Regions from separate parts of the Homo sapiens genome. Here region 2 is linked to region 1. Evidence: chromatin loops called from intact Hi-C (ENCODE). Cell type or tissue: K562. All regions are shown on one strand.

The links. Hi-C counts contacts between places; a loop is a spot of excess contacts. Peaks named below come from ENCODE experiments on the same cell type or tissue, not always from the same donor. Only the 100,000 strongest peaks of a DNase experiment are listed, where the experiment ranks them.
Region 2: it touches region 1 in a loop (4-fold over the local background); 4 of 110 quality-filtered maps call a loop at or near these places.

What each region holds. Positions count from the first base shown.
Region 1 is chr14:73,466,010-73,468,509 of GRCh38, reverse strand. No RefSeq gene overlaps it. Among named protein-coding and RNA genes, the nearest start is that of NUMB, 8.7 kb to the right of the region's middle. In K562, no CTCF peak of the experiment used is centred here; DNase peaks (open chromatin) are centred at 519 and 969.
Region 2 is chr14:72,918,882-72,921,381 of GRCh38, reverse strand. No RefSeq gene overlaps it. Among named protein-coding and RNA genes, the nearest start is that of DCAF4, 6.3 kb to the left of the region's middle. In K562, a CTCF peak has its summit at 1,182 (motif pointing left); no DNase peak of the experiment used is centred here.

The DNA.
Region 1 (2,500 bases):
CAAGTTAGGCCTGGCTAGAATCAGTCTGCATAGATAACTGGCTGGAGCCTGGTTGGAAATTTCTATACTCCAGTGATGAGATTTCTGGTTGTATTCCTAAGGGACCTCACAATTGACCCTGTTCTCAATTGATGCTATTAAAAAACTGGTCTTCAGGAATTGGTCCGCCCAAGATGAAAATACTGTAGACTCTGATTCCAATATAGGAGCTCAAAGATGCTCCGGCTGCTCTATGATCAGCCCTCAAAGTAATGATAGCTTTTTCTGGCATTTCCTTTCATCTAGAGATTTCAAAGTATCTCCTAAACATGTGCCCATCCCATAGGCAGCTGATGAAGCCACATCTCTGACATTCATCTTTCACCCCGGTCCTCCCCACAAATTGGAGACTGAGCTAGATATAGAGTGTGGGCCTCTGATTCAAGGTCTCACACTGAACGCCCACTCTCTCTCTCTTTGCTACCCAGTCTTAGGCAGTTTGTGGTTCTCCCACAGGGCGTAGCTCTGTGTAGGGGCCTGTGTATCAGATCTGCCTGCTTCTTTGCTGTCATCACCTCCTACTATTTACATTTCTGGGTTCCCTGGTGTCTCCGCAACTGGGCTGTGCCTTAGCTGTTCTGTATGTGAGAACTGTTGGAGAACCTCCAAGGATTCTTCATGTCTTGTCATCCTTCATCCCAATTCATACCCCCCACCCATGTGTCCCACCTCCCCCCAGCCAGCAAAGTACAGTCCTGTGCCCTTTGGTTTCTTCTTCCTCCTCCTCTCTCTCTATCCTCAACTTCCATTGGCAGAAGAAAGAGGAGCCACAGACCATGAGCTTGTAAGAGAGAGAGGAGTGGGAAGGAAGAGTCTTTTCTCTTGGGTTGCCTTTTTGTTCCCAGGGAGGGGGCCAAGACCATGAACCTTGGCCTCCGCGGGAGGAGGAGATTAGCAGGATGAGTCTTTACCTCCATCACCCATCCTCAGGGTGCTGCTGACTTGTTTCCGCTGGAGGCGGGATGACTCAGCGCAGACCCTTGATGGGGAAATCTGTCTCAGAGGCTGAAAGGAAAGCAACAGAGGGCCACCACTGGCCTTGTTCTTTAATTTAATTTTCATATCAGAAAGACTTCATTGAGTTTGGGGAAATGGAGCTTAATTCTCCCTGTTCCCCAGTGTTGGCAACTCCGAAAAGAATTTCCCAAAGGAATGACCCTGTCCACAGGAGTCCAAGAGAGATGGGCAGTGGGGTTCCAAATTCAGAGTGCGGGGATAGCCCCCCACCTGGAGGAGACCTTTATTTAGTCATACTCCACCACTGTGCTTTTGCCTACTAAATACTATAACCACCGGTGATCATTATGTGATAATTAGCACAGGCCTTTTTTATAACTCCCAGAGCACTACCCCAAAATAAGTGATTGTGTCAGGTGGCAAGGCTACTCCTAGAGACAATTCCTGACTCACTCATTCATTCACTAAATATTTAGTGAACTACTGTGGGCCAGGCCCTATGCTAGGCAGCCATGAGCAGGAAGGTTGTTGTCCCTGGTATTACAGTGCCGACATGTTGCTGGATGGCTAGGCACTGAGCAAGTTTACCCACGGGATATGTGTATCCAAAGTGGAAATGCAGTGTGTATAAGAGGGGCACCCAACTCAATGTGGCTGGGAGAGGGATAACAGGAAGCCTCCCCTATAATAGTAACTTTGAAGATGAGATCTGTAGGAGAGGCAGGAGCTAGCAAATGGAATCCAACTTAGGGTAAACCTATGCTATTTGTATGAGTTCCCCAAAACTTAAAGTTAAACCCAAAGTTGCCTCTTCATATAAACCCTCCAAAGTAACTAATAGGCTATGCCAGCTACAGTGCAGCCAACTCTACTTCCGTACAACGTGATGCTACTTTGGAAAAGTGTGAAATCCTACTTAAGTGGAAGGTGTAATTATTGCAGAGTATTTCAGGGAGGAAGATGGCACCAGGGAAATAGGCATGAAAATCAGGTTCTTCTATTATTTCCACAACCTGGTCTAATTCTCCATGCCCTTGGGATGGCCTGGGTCTGTGATAGGAAATATGTTTTTCTGTCTCTATTTGAGCAACAACATCCTTCTTATCAGCTGCTCCAATGAGGAAGACACTGATGTCCTTTTGCAGGAAACTAACAGGAAAAGAAAGAAAGCTTACCACTAAATACACATCCTGAGGGTGAAATGAAATGACTGCAGTGTAGGAAAGGGCTGAATAAATAAATACACCATTCCTATTGTATAGTCAGACTTCCTGGGGGCGAGTCCTCATCTCTTTACCCTGTCTTTCCCTTCTAAAATCCGCTAACCTGCCAAGGGACCGAACAAAGTTTTCTCTGGCTATTAACAGGTATGGAAACATACAAGTCTCCTCTGTCCCAGACACAGAGGAAACACAGAATAGAGAATAGGAAGGAGAGAAAACCAGAGCCACAGGAAGAGGAACTTGATATTGGTGTACATCTCCCCTTCATGTTTACAGAACTT
Region 2 (2,500 bases), 550 kb after region 1:
CCAAGGCACTCTTCATGGTTACAGTTGGGAACACACACTCACACACTCCCACACTCACTGTGACATCTATATTTATTTGTACATCTATCAGTTTACCCACCTATCTTGAAAACCATGAGTTTACACCAGTATCTCCAATTCCAATCCATCATATAGGGCTGATTCTAGTTTTCTCCCTTTCTGTATTTGTAGCTTCCTTCTCCAGCAGTGAGGTTCTCATTATTTTTATTTACTTGTTTGATCAATCCCTTTGTAGGTAGACATCTCCTCTCTCTGCCCCCACCCCCTACCCAATACAGATGTCCTTCTTCCCCACTCAGGCTCTGGGAACCTGTGCTGGGAAACCCTGTACCCTTTACGCACGAGGAAGCCTTCCCTAGTCTTCCTGGGCTCCAACATTCCATGTGTGGATACAATTTTGAATAAGACAGACAAATTCCTTCCTTTCAAAGAGCTTACATTCAAGTGGGGAGGGGGACAGATAAATAAAAATAAAAAGGCCAGGTGCGGTGGCTCATGCCTGTCATCCCAGCACTTTGGAAGGCCAAGGAAGGTGGATCACCTGAGGCTGGGAGTTCGAGACCAGCCTGACCAACATGGAGAAACTCCATCTCTACTAAAAATACAAAATTAGCTGGGTGTGGTGGCACATGCTTGTAATCCCAGCTACTTGGGAGGCTGAGGCAGGAGAATTGCTTGAACCCAGGAGGTGGAGGTTGCAGTGAGCCAAGATGGCACCATTGCACTCCAACCTGGGCAACAAGAGCGAAACTCTGTCTCAAAAAAAAAAAAATAAAATAAAATAAAATAAAATAAAAATAATGGTAAGTACAATGACAAGACAAGATGATGTGATAAGAAGTGACTGGGGGCTACTTTGGGTCAGGTGATGTGACTATTCTCTTTTTGCTCCCTTGTCCCCCATCTACTCTTCATCCTTCTTTGGGCTGCTCTGTGCATATCTACAAAATGGATTACCTAGACTCCTTTGCTGCCAGCCTTCTAGTTGAGTTCAACCAGTGAGAGACACCAGTAGTAGATAGGTGGGTGGGTGGGTGGAGAGAGAAATGAGGATTTTGCTTGCTCCTTCCCTGCTTGGGAATGTTTTCTGGCCCCTGGTCCAGGCGCCAGAAATTTCATTTCCTCCCCTTGCTCCTTTGAGCCTCCTGGTGGTCATAGCTTCCTACTCTTGCTAGCCCCTGGGTGCCCCAGTGGTCTTATTTCTCTTCATCTTGCCTAAACTGTTAATAGTTCTTTTGAATCATCTCAGTCGGATTCTGTTTCAGAAAAGGGCTCTTTAAGGTAATTACTTTTTTGTGGTGTTTAAACAGTATATTATGAATAATGTTTTTTTGAGGCCAATAAGTATTCTTATACAATGTGATTTTCAAAAGTGCAGTCTGATTAGTCAAGACAGGTCACTATTTAGCCAGGCGTATCTTTCTGGATCTGAGTGCAGAATGGATTTCCTTCTCATCCTGTCCTGGCCTGATGGCTAAATATCTTAAATTGTGCATTAAAGAGAGAGCATGGGGCCAGGCGTGGTGGCTCACGCCTGTGACTCCAGCACTTTGGGAGGCTGAAGTGGGCAGATCACTTGAGACTAGGAGTTCGAGAGCAGCCTGGCCAACACGGCGAAACCCCATCTTTACTAAAAATACAAAAAATTAAGTGGGCATGGTGGCACACTCCTGTAGTCCCAGCTACTTGCGAGGCTGAGGCAGGAAAATCGCTTGAACCTGGGAGGTGGAGGTTGCAGTGAGCTGAGATCATACCACTGCACTCCAGCCTGGGCAACAGAGCAAAAAAAAAAAAAAAGAAAAAAAAAAGAGCATGTTGTGGTGACTCTACCTCCCCAGGCATCTAGATTACACAAATAACAGAGTTTGTGGCTTATTTATGGTATAGAACTGTATTTCTTTCAGCAGGATTCATCCTTAGCTGTTAATTCCTCCACTCCTTGCCATGGAGAGGGGGTCTTGGTCTTAGAAATCAATGAAGCCTTTTCTTGGACACACAGACAAGCCATTCCAGGGGATGGTGTCAAGAATGGTGCTTTCATTTGGAGGATTCCTAAAATAATTTTTATAGCTTTTTTCCCCCTCTGTGTTAAACATTTGCAAATTTGGGGGTCTTCTTCCAAGGAGAGTCTAGACTAGAGAATGAGGAGGGGCTCAGAGGAAGAGTACCTCGCTGGAGCTTCCATGAGCATCATTCCTGACCTCAGCAAGATAAAATAACATAAAAGGATGGGCATTGTTTCCCGTGACTGACTTTATTGGTGTCAACAGCTTTATAAACATAGAAAGCTATAGATTGAGAGAAGGGGGGAAATCAAGCAGAATGAGAACAGGAAAAAAAAAACAAAAAAACTTGAGGCATGCAATTGTTCGAAATCTTACTGCCTCCCTGGTTTCTTCTGCATTTGAATTTCTGTTGAACACTGATAGGAGGATTCCCTTTAGGGGACACGAGGAAGGGAATTGGGAAGAATTCGGCT